5 separate regions of the Homo sapiens genome follow, and regions 1, 3, 4 and 5 are each linked to region 2. A link is a contact called in ENCODE Hi-C data. All regions are on one chromosome and are shown on one strand. Each heading gives the region's core, a stretch centred on a gene start or an enhancer-like site at or near the end of the contact. The rest is flanking DNA. Distances are from core to core; before and after follow the strand shown. Region 1 holds the start of NEK10 (NIMA related kinase 10). Region 2 holds the start of SGO1 (shugoshin 1). Region 3 holds the start of AZI2 (5-azacytidine induced 2). Region 4 holds the start of CMC1 (C-X9-C motif containing 1). Region 5 holds the start of CHCHD4 (coiled-coil-helix-coiled-coil-helix domain containing 4).

The links. A loop is a pair of places that touch in the nucleus more often than their neighbours do. Pooled maps may share reads with other maps.
Region 1: a pooled map shows a loop between it and region 2 (11-fold over the local background). The contact joins the promoter of NEK10 here to the promoter of SGO1 in region 2. A Hi-C loop is called at or near these places in 6 of 50 pooled maps.
Region 3: a map of CD8-positive, alpha-beta T cell shows a loop between it and region 2 (10-fold over the local background). The contact joins the promoter of AZI2 here to the promoter of SGO1 in region 2. A Hi-C loop is called at or near these places in 3 of 168 maps with a recorded cell type or tissue (CD4-positive, alpha-beta memory T cell, CD8-positive, alpha-beta T cell and naive thymus-derived CD4-positive, alpha-beta T cell), 1 of 37 single-sample maps with no recorded cell type and 11 of 50 pooled maps.
Region 4: a pooled map shows a loop between it and region 2 (10-fold over the local background). The contact joins the promoter of CMC1 here to the promoter of SGO1 in region 2. A Hi-C loop is called at or near these places in 6 of 50 pooled maps.
Region 5: a loop to region 2 is called in a pooled map, with 19 times the contacts of the local background. The contact joins the promoter of CHCHD4 here to the promoter of SGO1 in region 2. A Hi-C loop is called at or near these places in 5 of 50 pooled maps.

What each region holds. Positions count from the first base shown.
Region 1 is chr3:27,367,872-27,371,376 of GRCh38, reverse strand. It overlaps NEK10 (NIMA related kinase 10), which reads left to right and starts at 1,994. Exons shown (of 36, transcript NM_001394966.1): 1 at 1,994-2,152. RefSeq lists an enhancer at 2,236-2,736.
Region 2 is chr3:20,184,234-20,187,756 of GRCh38, reverse strand. SGO1 (shugoshin 1) reads left to right here and starts at 1,551. Exons shown (of 8, transcript NM_001199251.3): 1 at 1,551-1,809. SGO1-AS1 (SGO1 antisense RNA 1) reads right to left here. Exons shown (of 4, transcript NR_132785.1): 4 at 1,642-1,782. RefSeq lists enhancers at 1,074-1,133, 1,154-1,833.
Region 3 is chr3:28,347,485-28,351,074 of GRCh38, reverse strand. It overlaps AZI2 (5-azacytidine induced 2), which reads left to right and starts at 2,251. Exons shown (of 8, transcript NM_022461.5): 1 at 2,251-2,474. ZCWPW2 (zinc finger CW-type and PWWP domain containing 2) reads right to left here and starts at 2,354. Exons shown (of 10, transcript NM_001040432.4): 1 at 1,872-2,354. RefSeq lists enhancers at 1,645-1,724, 1,763-2,057, 1,157-2,137, 2,325-2,384.
Region 4 is chr3:28,239,446-28,243,307 of GRCh38, reverse strand. It overlaps CMC1 (C-X9-C motif containing 1), which reads right to left and starts at 1,689. Exons shown (of 4, transcript NM_182523.2): 1 at 1,496-1,689. The coding sequence starts at 1,514. RefSeq lists a silencer at 1,397-1,476.
Region 5 is chr3:14,122,512-14,126,119 of GRCh38, reverse strand. CHCHD4 (coiled-coil-helix-coiled-coil-helix domain containing 4) reads left to right here and starts at 1,250. Exons shown (of 3, transcript NM_001098502.2): 1 at 1,250-1,465. The coding sequence starts at 1,444. It overlaps TMEM43 (transmembrane protein 43), which reads right to left and starts at 1,068. Exons shown (of 12, transcript NM_024334.3): 1 at 915-1,068. The coding sequence starts at 926. RefSeq lists enhancers at 434-723, 156-890, 824-1,023, 891-1,625, 2,394-2,493 and 1 more and silencers at 1,214-1,773, 1,784-1,833.

The DNA of each region.
Region 1 (3,505 bases), core at 745-3,244, 7.2 Mb before region 2:
TATGCTGTAGTTAGGACATTATGCTGTTTTACTTTTGAACTGTATAATTTACGTTATGCATTTCATTTAAAAAAAGGCCTTAGAAAAATATGTTTTCATAGTTTTGAGCCTTGCTATATAAGCTATAAGCTTGGTGCAAGATCTCTTGTGGGATTTTATTTTGTGTCATTTTACAGAGGGACCCTTAACATTTGAGATGATAGTGTATGTGTCTTTTAGAGGCAGTGTCATTCTTGCCTCTTAATCGCTGCAGCTTTCAGGGAAGTTCAGGAATATTCTGGGATGGCCAAAACATTAGTTTAAGACTTTAATTTTACTGAGTAGTGGAAAGATGGGAAGCACAATTGGTATTCTGGTGAAGATGAGAAGTTCAGTGCAGTCATGTCTCACTGCTTAATGTTTATTTTTTGAGATAGAGTCTTGCTGTGTCTCTCAGGCTGGAGTGCAGTGGCATGATCTTGGCTCACTGCACCTCTGCTTCCTGGGTTCAAGTAATTCTTGTGCCTCAGCCTCCTGAGTAGTAGGGACTAGCATGTGCCACCATGCCCGGCTGATTTTTCTGTTTTTAGTAGAAACAGGGTTTGGCCATGATGGCCAGGCTGGTCTCGAACTCCTAACCTCAAGTGGTCCTCCTGCCTCGGCCTCCCAAAGTGCTAGGATTACAGGTGTGAGCCACCAAGCCAGGCCGACTGCTTAACATTTAGAATGTATGTACAGAATACTTTTTCTACTCAGCATCGGTCTTCCTGCCCCGTCACCTTGTTTTGTTTTATTGGTAACATTAATCCTGATTGTTTTAGATCTCTGAAGTTTAATTAGTTCTGCTATACTCACCAGAGTTTGGCTTTCATCTCGCCTTTCTGCATTTCCAAAATAGGACCGTCTTCATTTTAAAAAATGCTTTCAATTACCCAAGCTTAAGTATTGTTAATCCAATGGGCCTACTTACTATCCACACCAGAAAAACGTTAGGGTTCACTGTATTCATTTAAAATCCAGTTTGGGAAGATGTAACCACCAGACACACACACGAGCGTTTAGTGATACCAAGATGAGGTTGAACAGGGCCCAGTACTCGAAGAAATCGTCGAAGGAGCATCATCGTGGTTAAGACCAGACTCGAAGTAGGTTTTACCCTGACTCCATCACTAGCTCTGCCATACTGGACTACTTAGGAAACTTCTTGTGCCTCCATTTTATAACTAAGTGAAATAAGGAAAGAATTTGAAATCGTGCCCGGCACAAAATTAAGCACTTAATAGATTGGCATTTTTCATTTATTTAAAGTTACAGAATGTCAGGTATATTTTTAAAGCGTTATCTAATGCAGTTCAGAAATTTTAAAGAAGCTCCAGACTTTCACAAAAGGTGAAGTGACTTGCCCAAAGCCACAAAACGAACTGGCGATAGTTATACTATACAGGTTTCTTGAATCCCAGGTCACTCTTTTTGTGAAAAATACGGTGCTGTGGCACCTTATTCTCATTGCCTGTGGCTTGAGTAACTGAAGACGTTTTCATGCCATATGAAAGGTATTTAGCATGCTGCATTGATTCCTTATCAGATTAAATCTTTGCTTTTAAAGAGAATTGATTTTTAGCCCATAGCAATTCTTGAAAGTAAACACTCCAAGATGAAGCTGCCCTTTCCCATCAAAGGTTAGACACCCTAAATCCAGAAAAATCTTCAACGTGTAGGAGACCTGTTCACAGGTAGCTCTAGGTTCCGGTGAAGTGGCTGCAGCACAGCCTTCAGCATCACTTGCTGCCTCTTCTGCTTGCAAGCTTGGTGGTGGATCTAGCGCGTCTCTGGTTGCTACGGCGATTCCCCGGCAGGCGTCATCCGTCGCTATGGCGTTCTGCACTGCGCAGCATGGCTGCTCCCGATTGGCTGAGGCGCCCCAGGTGGCGGAGGAAGAATTGTCGGCATTGGCCTGGCCAGCGCTGGTTGGTGGCCTGGAGGAGGATTTGATTGGAAAACCAACGGTGCAGCTGGCCGCGGTGTCCCTGAGGTTGAGGGGACCGGGAATAGGCTGGGGGGAGGACGGGACGGGCTGAGACTGGACGGGACCCCCGGTCTGCAGCAGCAGGTGACAGCAGCAGGGACAATGATAAGGAGATTGGCCTGAAGGAGGGACCGTCCCTCCCGCGCGGTGAGTAGGCGGGAGCCGGTGCTCGGCTGTGCCGGCGAGCAGCTTGAGTCAGGGTCTCCGGGGAGACGTCCTCAGGTCCCTGTGGAGCGGCCCCGAAGCCTCGGGAGCCAGCTTCACTAGACAAGAGGCAGAGGTAGAGAATGCGGCTGTGGTGGGTAAGTGAGTCACTGCGTGAGGCAGTCTTTTCAAAGCAGGTGGGTTTGTGTTGGACGGATGGATGGTGGGAAAGCGCCATCAACGATGCTTCTTGGCGCTTCCATTTTGATAACGGAATTATTCTGGTTAAATGGAGCCTGAATGTGTCTCTTCCAATCTGCTCCGACGCCTCTGGAGGTTCATTCTTCATCTCTATGAGCGTCGCTTTTCTGCCTTCTCCTTACAGGATGCTGCTTTGACTTTGCCCCTCTGCTTTTCTGCCCTACTTCGGTGAGCCCTTCCACTTCCTCGCCTCAGGCACCATCTATCTGACGATGATTAGAAAGTCTCCAACTGGAACCTAGCCTGCTCTACTAACTGTCAGACCCCAAAATCCAGCTGCCAAGTTAACGCCACACATGTGCAACCCTGAACGCCATCTTCCCCATGTCTGCTGCTGCTCTTGGATTCCCTATTTTGGGCATCACTATCCATTCAGCTTTCAAAAACTACACTCTAGACGACATCCATGACACTTACTGCTGCTTCCTCTGCATCTCTATCAATTATCAAGACTATCCCTTCTTAATAGGTGTTGAATCAATTCCCACATTACCATCTCTATTTTTACTGTCTCAATTTCCACCATCGGTTGGTTAAATTCAACACCCATCTGGCTTCTCCGATTCTAGTCTGGCCCTATCTATCCAATCCACTTTTTTCCCCACCATTGTTGAACTGATATATATATATGTGTATATATATATATATGGAGTCCTTCTAAAAAAGACTCCTTTTTTAGAAGGAGTCTTGCTGTGCTGCCAGGCTGGAGTGCAGTGGAGCGATCTCAGCTCACTGCAGCCTCCGCCTTCCGGGTTCAACCAATTCTCATGCCTCAGCCTCCAGAGAGCTGGGATTACAGGCGCGAGCCACTACGCCTGGCTAATTTTTGTATTTTTAGTAGAGAAGGGGTTTCACCATGTTGGTCAGGCTGGTCTCGAACTCCTGATCTCAGGTGATCCACCCGCCTCAGCCTCCCAAAGTGCTGGAATTACAGGCGTGAGCCACCGTGCCCGGCTAAACTGATCTTTTTAAAACGCACATAAGGGCATTTCCCTTCCCTACTTAAAGTCCTGCAATGATTCCCCATTACCCTAATCCAATCTTTAGTTAGGCCTTCTATCAGCAGTTCCATCTTGATTGTTCCCAGAATATGTC
Region 2 (3,523 bases), core at 302-2,801:
CTGACCTCAAACAACAAAAAACCTCTCTGCCCATTCCTTCTTGATGCTTCTACACATATAAGCCACATTGCCCAGTGGCAGTAAACTGAGGGTTAATGGAGTTGGTCTGGTTAACTTGGAAAACGAGGGAGTTGTTGGCTGGAGAAGGGTGTTTCAGCCTCTTCCACTCAAGCCAGGATGGGTACCCAGACTAGAGCAAGCATGTGTTAGCTACCTTTAAAAAACAACAACACACCTTCATAAAGAATGCCTAGATTCAAAACATTTGTTTCGTTTTCATTTATTTGTTCCTTTATTGTCCCAGTGAATATTTACTACTTACTTCAAATTGCAACGAGATGCTGACAATTTAGCTATGAACAAAGCAGATGTAGTTCCTGCCCTTATTCAACTTCAAGAAACAGGCAATGAACGACAAGTCAGTGTCACAAGGAATACCAAGGGGAAAATGCAGGGCACTAAGAAAGTGTAAAGCAGACACTCAGGGGCTTTAGGGGTAGATAAGTCTTTCTGGAAGAATTCATCTGTACAGTGAAACTTCAGTATACATAGGAGTAAGTTCGGCCAAGGGAAAGAGTGTTCTTGACAGAACAGCATTGGCAAAAGTGGCAAGAATTTTAAGAAAATTAAAGAAAATGTACAAGTGATGGAACCAGGAATCATGGGGCTCTTTAAGGACAAAATATCTTAAAGGAGTTTGAAATTCACCTTAAATGCAATAGGGAGCCATTGTAAAGTTTCCTATTTGATACTTGTTTTGTAAAAATATTAATCTATGAAGAATATAGGGAGTGGAGTCTGCGGTCAGAGTGGGTACTAGTGCAATTTAGGGAATGAGATTAGGCTGGAAGCTGGATTGGGGGGAAAAAGATGGGCATGAGAGAAACTTGGAAAGCAGAGTTGAGAAGATCGTGTGACCGACTGGACGGGCAAAGGTTAAGAGAGGATAAATAATCATTAAGGACGATTTCTCAGGCTTCTAGTCGGTAACTGGATGGATGTTGGTGCCATTTCTCGAGAAGAGTTAAAGAGCCAGAGATAGCCGGCAAAGAGAAACATGGAGCTAGAATTTTCAGGTATCTGCAGTTTCCCTAATACCTTTTTAATCCAGAATTTGCTCCTTGTTTTGGTTTTAATTCCTCTAAAAGCTGCTTCCGTGTTGCAAGCTGGCTGACCGCTTTAACAGGCAACCAAAGAGATTCTTCTCACAAGAGGGAGGCTTTGAGCACAACCCGGGACATTTGAAGCTGTCAGACTGAAGAAACAGGAAGCTTTGAACTACCTATCACACTCGGCCTTAAAGGTTTCGGAGTAACTCCACCCGTAAAATCCCCACGACTCTGATTAGAAAGTCCCGGCGGGTCGCCGAGACCCGACCGCAGGCTCCGCCCCAGGGCCAGGTGGATGCCCGGATGTGGACTTGAGCGAATGTGCGTCACGTGACGTCGCCTGGCGGGGCGGGACTCTGCCTGCGACGGTGGTGTTGGGTGCATCCTGCGCCACGTGACCGCCTCCCAGCCAACCAATGGAGGAGCGAGGCGGAAAATTTCGAATGTGGCGGCGGTAGTTCCAGGCGACGGCGGACGGTGGTACGGTCCTGGAGGGCCCAGTGCGCGGGGCTAGCCGTGGCTGGAGAGCTTCGAAGAGCCTTGAAATGTGAGGAGGAGGAAGATAGCTGTTGCAGAAGTAGTGGCCAAGGTATCGTTCTGGACGCGCCTGCGGCAGGAGGGTCGCCGCGTCCACTTCCGCCAGCCCCACCTCCCCCCGGCCTTCCTGGAGTCCCTGAAAGAGGAAGAAGTAGGTTTTAAGGTGCGAAACAAGGGCGTAGTGATCCCTGTTTGACTTCCCTTCGGTTTTCAGTATCATTCTAAATTCGGTGGCCGAAAGCTCGGGCCGTGGAGTCCCACTCGCCGCGCTTTTCGCCGTTCAGCCACTCGATCTGCGCTTTCAGATGTTCCGGCTTCCATGGAGACCCTAATTTCCTACTTTGCAAAATTGTGTAGATTAAGTGATGTGCAAATAAAGCTTTTACAATAGCTAAAAGCCTGGCTCAACGTAAGGACACAAGAAAATTGACAGCAGTTCTTTGTGCAGCGTGATACCGTTGACGTCCTCCTTGTCCAGGCCATTCTCTTCCTCACTTACCCTGGAGAGGCCGGCACTGACTAGTATCCTACCTGGCTGTCTTCGCAGCAGGACTAATTGGAGAATTATGGACGGAGATCAAATATGCTAGGTTCTTTAAATCCAGAGCGCTTACACGAGTACTGTACAGATTGAGACCGTCATCTCGCGCTGTGGTCTGTCTTTGCTTTCATCCCTTCTGTCTACCACACCCCCTGCTAATAACCATCGCCTTATTTAGACAGGATATAAAACTTTTGATATGGCAAGTTTCTTTTGTGATTTTTAACTTGATTAAAAGTAATAACGAAAGCTTTTTAGGTAAGGCTTTGCCTTTAAAATACCTTAACTAAACTAGATCCGTTACTTAATCTGTATGACTCTCAAACATCTCCAATTCTAACTTAATTGTGTAAAACAACCCCTTTACCGTTCGTGCTTTTAAAAATAGCTACCCTATCTCTGCTAGGAACCTCCCAGTACATATTGTATATACCTTGGTAGAAAGAAAGTTCTTAAGTGGTATCTACAATACCTATATTTAAGATTCCAGACACTGCATAGAGGAAAATAAGGCCTGGAGGAAATACTCAAGATTAAGTGTAAGGTTTAGGAAAATATTTGACTATCGTAGAGGAGATGAAGATATCCTTTGTAGTGAAAATTCTGTGCATAGATTGTTATTGGAAACAAGTCTTTTTTTTTTGCAATTTTAAGATCTGCAAAGTGCAATCTAGCGTAAAAGATGTTTGTGAAAAGTGGTTTGACATGTTTAGTAGCATGCTAAAGCCTACCTGATTTGCAACGTTGAAAGATTAAGTATAGTTATGTATTTAATACTCAACGTTTAACTGTATGTACAACAATATTTAATGTCTGATTTGTTATGTTCATAATTTACTGGGAGTTAACAGCCCTAACTTTTAGCCACAGTTTGAGAATACTAGAGTGTTCCTCTGCCCAAGTTCCTGCTCTAGCTCTGTACTTGTTACAATAGCCTATTAAAATTGTATGTAGTGCTACATAGTTTAAACCTCTAAGGAGTACCTTGACTTTCTTGAGACTGTGTGCATATCATAAGTGATAATTGCGTTTAAAGAGTATGGAAAAATAGTTGAATGACCTAATCTGATGAATTAATCATTAGAGAAGAGCTGGAAAACAAAACCCAAATATATAATTGCCTCAGAACTAATGCTGTAAGCTTAAGCAGTAAAAGTTGGTCCTAAACATTTTCTATAAAAAGTGTAAATAATGCATCAAAATATAATAATAAGCATTTTCAATAGTGTCTGGCATATACCCCACAGTGAGTATTTGTTAAAGAATGAATAAGTGGCATATTGTGGAATCTTTGGGTTGGAAATCTATATTCAATAAACCTTTTCTATAAAGTGCC
Region 3 (3,590 bases), core at 1,002-3,501, 8.2 Mb before region 2:
AAGAAAAGAAACTGTCCCAAACTTGGCCTTGGACACAGCTTTTTAGATGATGTAATTCACAACTCCCTCTTGGGAAAATATGAAAATTCCTGAAAAAAATCCCTAAGCAAAGTTCCAATAAATTTCAATGGAATCAAGATGCTCTGGAAAACCAACCACTCACTGAACTAGTTGGCTATCAGTTAAGATTATCATTCAGGACCCCTAAATTCTTTTCTTTCTTAGAGCTTAACAATTATCTAACCATTCTCTTTTCCTATAAAATGTCCTTATCAAGACTGTATCTTTTAATTAACTTATCAGAGGTCTTTCCCTGATAATAAACCTTTAATACATGATTATATATGAACTGTGTAACAAGTTTTCTCTAACAATTTATTTTATTTGAGAAAGTTAATTGAAGCAGATACAGGGTGGAAAGTGACCATTTGCAGCTAAATCCAATGACTATACGGATTATATTTTGTCATAATCTAGCAGGGGTTCTACAACCCAAAAAGAAAAACTAAGATGTTTTACTTGACTAAAATAATAAAATTTGTACATCCTGGTTAAGCAAATACATTTCTTAATAAACCCATTATATGTTAATAAACCCACTGTGTAGTGTGCACTGTGAAACAAAAATTGACTCTCTCACCAGATAAACTTCAAAATACTGATTTATGACATTTTATCTTTACTTACTCAGAAAGAAAAGATAAAAATGATGTCCCCTGCCTTTTCAACAATTCTTAAATTATTTTAAATTGTGAACGAAGATTCAAAAATATTTCTACACCTTCAAATTAAAAACCAGGTTACCACTTTATTTCTAATAACTTGTGATGCCTCAACCAATTTTGCTAGCATTCTTCAAAACTCTACTTGTAAAAACATACACCTAATGGTTGTTTTAAATTGAAAATTCTCAAAATGCATCATGGAAGCAATAAAAAAATTTAAGGACTGATACTTGCTCAAAATATTAAAAACACTGCTCTCTTCCATTCTCCAGCCCAGTAAATTGAAGCAAATCGTTTCCTTTCTCAACGATAACATTAACACAGATTTCTAAGTATTTTTAGAAATGTCATAAAACTTCAACTTGTGGTCTTTGTTCCTAACAGCTATAAATTTTCACTTAAATCTAAACCAAAAAAGACAATAAAAAAACCAACAACAATAAAAACGAATTTTCATATAAACCCTTGAGTGAAATCCATCCTATTGGGCTGACAGTTGGGCTGATAGTTAAGCGGACAGATGACAAAATACTACTTTAAGGGGGTGGTGAGTAATGTCCGTATTGCTAATCGGCGGTTAGTGACGTTAAATTTTCTATAATTATTGTTCCTTGTTTATTTGTTTATTTAACCAATAATACCTTAGAGTTACAGGGGTTCCACCTGGCTGCGACCTTCAATGACTAATTAATTCAACTACTTGTGACTCCACAGCTAGGGACGGTCTATCATCTAGAAATAACCAAGGTGGTGGCAACTCCAGGGAAGCCGGGCGCAACTCCAGTACTCTGGCATCTTCTCCCTGTCTCTCATTCCATAAATTGAGCAGTGTGCTAGAAGTCGTGGTGTCGTTTGTGAATAATTACAGACCCCTACGCAATTCGTCGAGCTTGTGCCTCAAGTGATCGCCTGAGGGCTTGCAAGTAGTTTAGAAAACAGAGGCTACAGAGGAACGGCTTCTAACAGACTTCCCAGTTCCCAGCCACGTCAGCTCGTAAGCCTGTAACAGCGCTACTGAGCCGAGCCAGCACGCACCACACGGCCCGGGGACCCCCCAAAAGGACACTGAGTGAAAAAGACGCACCAGAGGGCGCCCCTGAAGGGGGACCTCGGCCCAACAGACAAGACGGCTGGTAACGCTCTTACCTAACTCCACTCCGCCTCCGCCTCCTGGCGTCCCGCGGCCCCGCCCCGTCCCGCCGCGGAGGCTCACGGGACATGTAGTACGCCGCGCGCCACTCCTGCACTTCCCCACCCCCACGACCGAACCTGGCTTCGCTAACGCCCTCCCAGCTCCCTCGGGCCTGACTTCCGGTTTCCTCGCGCGTCCCTGGCGCCGAGCCCGCGGACAGCGGCAGCCCCTTTTCCGGCTGAGAGCTCATCCACACTTCCAATCACTTTCCGGAGTGCTTCCCCTCCCTCCGGCCCGTGCTGGTCCCGACGGCGGGCCTGGGTCTCGCGCGCGTATTGCTGGGTAACGGGCCTTCTCTCGCGTCGGCCCGGCCCCTCCTGCCTCGGCTCGTCCCTCCTTCCAGAACGTCCCGGGCTCCTGCCGAGTCAGAAGAAATGGGACTCCCTCCGCGACGTGCCCGGAGCAGCTCCCTTCGCTGTGGAAGCGGCGGTGTCTTCGAAGAAACCGGAAGCCCGTGGTGACCCCTGGCGACCCGGTTTGTTTTCGGTCCGTTTCCAAACACTAAGGAATCGAAACTCGGCGGCCTTGGGGGCGGCCCTACGTAGCCTGGCTTCTGGGTGAGTGACTCGCCAGGGACGGGTGGAGGATAGGGATGCGGGCAATGCCGCGGCCAACCTCCGTAGCTGTTGCCGGTCCAAAAAGACACGTCATTTTTTTCTCACTCCCTCCCGCGCCCCCTCCTTTGACTAGGGAGCGGCCCACTCCTGGGCATCCCTTTCCCCAGTCACCCCCACACCCAGCTGTCCACACCCTTTCCCCTGTCACCCTCACCCCCAGCTGTCCAGGCCCTTCTTGGTCATTCACTTCTCTAATTACTCCTTTTCTTTTCGTACTCTTACTGGGGCGCCTTCAGTTTTTTTTCATTCATTGAGACTGCTAAATGCTTCTTTCCGATACAAATTATCGGAAAGAAAAGAGGGACATTGGCTAGGACGGTACTCCCTGGGGCATCTGAGTGGTGAATATCGACCCCCTGCACTTGATCGAGGGCTAACAGGTATTCGTCGTTTCTCCAATGTCTAACCTGTATACGGTATTCATTCCAGCCTTCGGCTGTTTGTTGAGTAACTACTACTACGTGCAAGGTAGGCTGACACCCTCTACACAAAAGAAACCCCAATACTCGAAAGCGAGATAAAATACCCACGAAAACTCTAGTACAAATCAAACCATCAGTTGCTCCAAGAGGTGATGGAAATTTGCTAAGGTGATCAAAGACAGACGTACCAGAATTAAAATTGACCCTTGCGCCTTATGTGTAGAAGACATTTTGGTTTTTAGATTGGAATTTCAAATTGGATTGAGCAAGATCTCAAGGCAGAATTTCATTTCTCTAAAAACGCCATATCTCATTGCCCAATCTTGTGATCATTTCATCATCTGTAAATTGAGAACAGTGCATCCTTTACAGGATATTTCCAAATTTTAATGTGATATTGTTTGTAAGCCAGACATCTTACGCAAGTAGAAGGTTTTAATATTAAAGAGACAGCATAACATAATGGGAAATGACACTGGATTAGGTCAGAACACCAGTATCTGAATGCTGATTTTTCCATTTACTTGACAATGGGTAAGAGGCTAAACTTTTTCTTCATTTTCCTTATCTCTGAAATGGGTGTAATACATACTCTAAGGCACCAAAGCATAGTTTCTAAGAGTTATGCTGGCTC
Region 4 (3,862 bases), core at 440-2,939, 8.1 Mb before region 2:
AAGTCAGGCAGATCACTTGAGGTCAGGAGTTCCAGACCAGCATGGCGAACACGGCGAAACCTCATCTCTACTAAAAATACAAAAATTAGCCGGCCGTGGTGGCGGGCGCCCGTAATCCCAGCTACTCAGGAGGCTGCGGTGGGAGAATTGCTTGAACCCAGTAGGCGGAGGCTACAGTGAGCCGAGATAGCGCCACTGCACTCCAGCCTGGGCGACAGTGAGACTCCGTTTCAGTAAAATAAAAAAAAAAGATACCATAAATTATATGGGCCTAAACTTGAACCTTCCTTACTCACCCCTCACTTATACTCTACCCCTTCTACCCTCAAGAACCAAATCATGGTAGTCATCCTGAAACCAAGCATCGCACAGTGCACCTTACTATCTAAACCTTTGCTCATAGGGCTGCCTCTTCTCCAGCTCCAACCACTGGAAATTCCATCCCTCAAAGCCCAGATCAACTGCTAACTGCTTCATAACCACCTAGTCCAAAATGAATATGATCATTATGTTCCAGAACTCCTCTATGCTTCAAATTAGAGTACTCCCTGATCTACCACTACCTGCTGGACTAGTCACTTAACTTCTCTTCGCCTCAGTTTCCTAATCTGTAAAATGGAGCTAAAAGGACCTACCATACCACATATTATTGTTGGATAATAGAGAACACTTAGCATGGTAATAACATGTTCAATTAAAACATTATTTCTGTGCTACATATATTTTCCATGCTCCTTGAAGGCTCCGAAAGAGCATTTTCCATTTCTGAATCTCCCAAGTTTGACGCCATTTACCTCTCAATGTTTTGACTTTTTGTATCCATAAAATGAAAGAAATGGACTAGACCAACTACCATTCCCTCCAAAAATGTTATCTATTCCCTTGCAAAAATAGCCTAACGCAAAGATACTGCAGGTGACCTTCCACAAGGACGGGAATTCGAGGGTAAGTTAACTATTGCTGCAAACGGAAGTGGCTGGAAGCAAAGAGATTAAAACAACATTCAAGATTTTGAAGATCCTTTCCAAAGAAACTGACTCCTGCCATAGTGATGGATCCTTTGAAATATGTTTTTAAGTTGGGTTACAAGGATGAACTCGGGGTCCATGAACTCCCAAACAGAAATGTAAAACTGTGCGCCAGAACAAATATACAAATTTTTCTGGGGCCAGAGTGTCTGCAGCATACATTAAATGCATCTGTGACCTTAAGGGGCGAAAAGAGGGTGACAATGAAGAGACTAGTCGCGTTAAGTTGGAAACCACAATGGATGATACTTTAGACAACAAACGCAACCTCAGATAACCATAATCCCCAACAAGTGAGAAGATGACCTCAGACCGGGCGAAGCAGCCGCCGGGTATGAGGAGACGCTGGTGGAAGCAATGCTACCCAGAGCTCTGCACCTTTCCCAGGTCGGCATCCAGCCCGCATGGCCCGCGGCGTGAGACCCGGGGCGAGGCCCCTCGGCAAACCCCGCTTCCCGCCCCGGTACCTGCGGGGTCGAGCGCCATCTCGGCGGGCCGAGAAGAACGTAGCCGCTTGGCGGCTCCGGGGCACGCAGGAAGGGGAGTGGAGGGGAGGGGCTTGGGCTCGGACGCACGTGCGACCCCCGGGAGCTTCCCGCAACAGAAACACGGGCCCTTTGCAAAGCACCGCCAGGACCCGTTCCCTCTTCCTTCCCAGGCTCCTACTTCCGCCGCCCGTTGCGCCTGCGCCTTTCTGGCCCCGCCCCAATCCTGTAACTAGAGTGGAACTGACTTCGCAGGGGGAATGACCAGGAAAGGGGGCGTGTCTGCGTGCCTTTGGGGCGGGACCGTGCAGGACGCGCGCAGCCTCGCTTCAGGAGGCTTGTGCACCAGTTGCAGACCCGGGTCGGCCGTGACTGGAGGCGGACCTGCAGGACTTTGGGACTGTGCCTCACTCGGTGACTGGGCCAAAGTCCGAGCCCCGTCCCCCATACCCGCCTTCGGAGAACCAAATGAATCATCCAGTTCCTTTTTTTTTCTTCGTTAACGTTCATTCATTCATAAATGTCTATTTCATGCCTGCCAAGTTCCAGCCACGGTTCTGAATACGAGGGGAAAATAACAATAAAAATAACGTCCCTGTTCTCAAGGAGCAGTGTGGCAGAGGAGACAAATAAAAGCAACACGCTGTTAAATGTGATAAACGCCACACGCACTAGTTGTTCACAGCTTGTTCTACCATAAAGGTGATATGGTGTGTGCAATATCGTTATTTCTCCTTCAAATCAAAGACTGTGGCTCTCCTAGACGTTAAAATATGGGCTCTAGAAGTACCTCTATGTTGTGAAATAATATCCTCAGGACGTACAGTATGATTTGGGTGATGTTACAAATCCTGCCTCTATCAGTAAAAGCTGTATGTTTTGTGAGAGTAAAATGAAGGAAGGTAATAGCCGTCCCGCTGAAGACCCACTACTCACCTCTTCTCAATAGAAGAAACTTTCTAGGTGGCACTTAGGTTCATTTCCACTCACAAACCAGCCTTCAGAAGTGCTTCCTTGTCAAATTCACGTTTAACTGGCTCGAGCCACGAAAGGGTGAGCTGAGGCCTGGGACAGATGGGACAGATGTTTAGAAAAACAAGGAGCAGCTGCTTCTTCCCTGCAAGGGATTCAGGGCTTTCAAAATGATCCCCTCCCCACCTACCTGCAGTCCCTCCTCCCCTGCTGCTGCTTCCGCCTGGTCAGTTGGCAGAAAAGCTGAGGCAGTTGAGCAGGGCTGGGAAAGTGGGTCTCTGCTCAGCAGGTCTTCCGTTTAAGGGCCTATTTGGGCATAACGGCCCTTATTACAGCTGTAGGTTGAGGTGCCAAGGTGAAGAATTAACGTTTCACTCACCCAGCCAGGGAATCAGGTCCTTTTCCTTGTATATTTTGTAAATATGCTTAGAAATACACCAAAATGACTCTGGTATGCCTCTTTTATTGTTCTGAAGGTGAAGGATTTGATTTAGAAAGCTAAAGCAATCTTTTTGAGGAGATGGAGTATGAAAACACAGGTCAGACACCCATATTCAAGAATTAAACTAAATCTTTCTATATGCAAAAGGGTATTATGGTAAAGGAGGAAAGTTTGATCTGTTATCTTAGTGAGTTGAGTAAGTTCTATTATTTTTCTGGACTTTGGTTTCCAATTTACAAGGTTGTTCTGAGGAATAAATGTGATATCATACAATGCATTTGAAAGACTTTAAAGGACCACTTCTACCATTTCTGCCATAGCTATTACTTGAAACATTACTATTTAACATTTGTTTTTAAATCAACACATTTTTAAAAACACTTAAATAGGCACTATTTACTTTAGCCTTATCCTAAGCAACAGTATCTGTAATATCATGGGTTTTGTGTGCCCCATAGAATGAACTGCTAGACGTATCACACCAGGAGAAGCACTAGCAAAAACGGTAGCCCAATACCTGATACATAATAGTATATCTCTCTCTACTCCCATGTTAAACCAGATACTTTGGGGGGAAACTGAGTCTTTACAATCTATACCTAGGGAAGATAAGTCATTTTTTAAGTTAAGCGAATGTAATTGGCAATTAAAAACAGAAGAAATTTCCTGAGGCATCGCATTATTAATAGGCAATTCTTTGGGTAGTAACTGCAAAAGGAGCTCAAGGAAAGAGGAGAGGACATCATCCTGGAAATTAGGAACAGTGTCTTACCCAGCTGTGATCCCTAGAGCTCAGGCAACGTCTGGTAACTGGTGACCCCACAAAAGCCTTTCTCAAAGGATTGAATGCCGCAATGGTTAGGAAAGACTTCAGAGATAAGTTAGAAGTTATGCTCGGCCTTGAACGATGGGTACAATGAGTAGACAGAAAAAAG
Region 5 (3,608 bases), core at 1-2,500, 6.1 Mb after region 2:
GAGAGGACGCTTGGGGACAGAGGCGGTGTCTGGAAATAGGGTGTGACAGGCAAGGGGAGAGCTGCTAGGACACTCTACCAAAGCAGGAGGGAGGGTGTGTCTGGGGCTGGCTGGGCTCCTAAGCGGGCCCTAGAAGCACTTTCACAGAGGAGGGGAGAGGTGAGTCACCAGCTTCTCCCACACCCAGCGCCCTGGTAGGAGGCGCTGCTTGTTGAATGAATGTTGGGCTTAAATAGTTTCCCGAGAAAGGCTAGTTGCAGGGAGAAGAGGCCTTGAGGGAACAGCCCTCAGCCAGGCCTCCTCCAACCAAATCCTTGCTAGGGGGAGGAGGGGCCCCGACAGTAGAGAAATGCTCCCTCTCCCCCAACTCCTTCGCTCCCAGCCCAGCCTAAGCTTTTTGGAGCATCACAGACTCGGTTTACAGAGACTCCCTAGGGCGGAGAGCTCTCTGCCCGCCTGGACAGCCCTGTCTGTCCATTGCTGGACAGCTCCACTTGGGCTGGATCGCCTTCCTCCCTCCCAAGGGACTGGCGCCCTCTCTGAGGTCGCGTCCAGCTCTCATAATGCGCAAGTTTCAGGGCCCCAAGGTACAGGAGGGAACTGGGAATGCAAGGAGGGGCCGCGGAGAGGCGTACAAGCAGATCCCAGTACGGGAGCAACACCTCCGAGTCCGCCTCCGCACGAACGCCGAGGACGAGGCGAGCCAAGGAACACGGACAAAAGAAGCCTGGACAGGCCGCGAGATGAGCAGAGGGATGAGCTGGCGAAGGCACAGACACGGCGAGCAGAGGGAGATGCGGGCCTAGCCGCACGGAGGAGCTCCAGGCGGCGAAATGGACCTAGAGGACCCCGGGGAAAAGCCCCAGGGCGACGGGGAAGCCTGGGTGTGGCCCGGCTGGCCCGGGGATACTCACATTCGCGGCCATGGTGGGACCCGGCTCGCTGCCGCCGCCTCGCGCTGTTCAGCTAGGAAGTGGGCTGACGACTGGAGCGTGGTGTCCAGCGGCCTCTTGCCAGCCCCAGCTTCGAAAATCCGCGTGGACTCCAGGGCCAAGCGGGACTTACTGCAGTTACCTCCCCCTGTGCCCAGTGTTTCTGCGCATGCGCGCGGCGAGACGTCCTGGAAACTATACGGTCCGGGACATTGCAGTACCTCATTGATGCGCCTGCGCACTGCAAAGCTTTCGGGGAAATGTAGTTTCTACTGCCTGGAGAGCTGTCGAGGAGCGCGCGACCTGCTGGGAAATGTAGTTTCCGGCTGAGGTTGGCCTGGCCGCGGTTGCGAGGGCGCCGAGGCAGGCGCGCGGCGGGCAGGCCTGGGAGGGGGCGGGTCCGCGCGGGCTTCGGAGGAGCCCGCCCTGCCAGAGGAGAGGGAGGTCACGGCGTAAAGGTGCAGCTGCCGCCACCGCCGCTTCTGCAAGGTCTCAGGGACGGGCTGCAGCCATGTCCTATTGCCGGCAGGAAGGTAGGGAGGGCGGGCTGCCACGGAGACCGGCCTACGAGGGCCTGCGGGAGACACGCGGGCCCCGGCGCCCCGCGACCACGCCGGGCGCGGGCCACCTGAGGCGCGGCCCAGGTGCCCACCCTGGGACACTCGGAGGCGGGCCGGCTGGGGGGTCGCTACTCCTGTTTTGCGGATGAGAAAACCGAAGCTCTGGGGGGAACGGGGCTGGTCCAAGGTCACAGTGAAGCCCGAACCCTGACCTCAGAGGGGCCTGTGCGTAGGAAGTCGTAAACTAGGTCCGGTTGGGGCACGGGAAGTGCCGAGCACGTTGCGTGTGGCTCGAAACTGGGAATGTATGGTGGTTAATTATCACTACCGCTCCTGCCATACCCCACGTGTTTACATTTTGCACGCGCCTTTAAAAGGCGCGTCCCGAAAAGTTGCCACTCGGGGTAGCGTGTGCTGTGCTGGAGTGCTAGGAGTTCCACTAACGGGAATGTTTTTGAGCCCCCTGCTACCTGTCAGGCACTGTTCAAGGAAACTTGCCTGGCTTGTCTCACAGATCTCGCTGCGACCTTTGTAAGTCAGGCTCTGTTGTTGGTCACATTTTACTGAAGAGTAAAGTTAGACACAGGAGACATGGCTAAAGCCACTCAGCCAGCAAATCGTGGAGCTGGGGTTTGAGCCTGGGCATTGTGACCCCAGAAGAGCCTTATCCAATCTAGTGCCCAGTGGATTGCAGGGAGAACCCTGCCTACCTCCCACCCCAAAGTTGAGCTCCGACCACCTACTGCTTCCTTGATGTTACTCTACCCAAGAGCTCAGAAGTACCCGAGCCACAGGTCGGAGGGCCTCCCCACACACTGCCACAAACTGGCTCCTTGGCCCTGAGCTCCCACCTAACCCCTCCAGGCCCTGGTATCCAGTGTTGTAAAATGAGATGTTGGGCTTCATTGATACGGCAAATACTCATGAAGCACCTTCTCTGCGCCAGAGAAGGGGGATGGATGGTTATAAAACTACAGAGAGAGTTGGAAGTCCCCCAGAAATTCTTTGGTGAATACTCCAGCTCCGTCAGTTAATTCAAGCAATCTGAAGCCCAGAGAAGGAGGTGGCCTACCTGTAGTTACACATCCAGTTAGGAGACTAGCTCAGCCTAAAATTCTGAGCCTTTTCCCTGGTGGCGCTGTCTGCTTCTAGAACCTCTCCTCCTCTGGGTCGTAAAGCCATAAGACTCACTCTTTAATGAGTACTATTATATTTCCGCTGATTACTACTTAATGTGTGCCATAAGCAAAAGTCCTCTGCCCTCACCACTCTTGTTTTTAATTTCGAGTCTTTCTCTAATTTACTTCATTTAGCAAATAATTTTTGAGCCTTTGGGTATAATGAGGCTGTGCTGATAAACAAGACCCTCCTCTTTGAGGATTTACAGGAGGCAGTTTTCTCTGGAAAGGGGAGGCTAGGTCCATCTGCCTCCAAAACATGGAGCCCTATCTTTTCCTGCTTCAAAGATCTCTCTTAGTTCGGAGAGGAGTGAGAATTGAAAGCACTCACTTATAGGCCTTCCTTAGTATTTATCTTGTGCATACCACTGTCCCCGTAAGAAGTCCCTAACTTCCCCCCCTCCGCCCCCCACTGATCCTTTATGCTTCCCATAGGATTTTTAAAAAATGATCCCAAACTGCTTACTGTATCAGAGCTTATGTGATCTGGCCCTGTCTGCCTTTCCAGCCTGGTCTCTTCCCACCCTTTTGCTGCCCAGCCTCTAGCCTCTTGGCTATTCCCTTGGTTTGGTATATCCTGCCTTCAGCTCTTCCGTGGCTGACTCCTCATCCTTTAACATTTAGCTCCAATATCACCTCCTGACCCTTTGTGTCTTTCACATCCTGAACTGTCTGAAATGACCTTTTTTATTTTTTGCCATCTTACTTCCTGCCTGTCTTCTCGCACTAAGCTGAGAGCATCAGATGGGCTGTGGAATCCCCAGCATCTAGCACAGGGCTTGGTGTACAATGGGTGCCCACATCTTTATTGAATCATGCATTTACCTGCCCTCTGTTCTGAGTGAATCACTTGCCTGTACAAGTTTATTTCAGGGGTCCACCTGCTACCCAGCCTTCAGGTTAAACTCGTTGGTTTGGCATTCAAGGGCTCTCAGCCT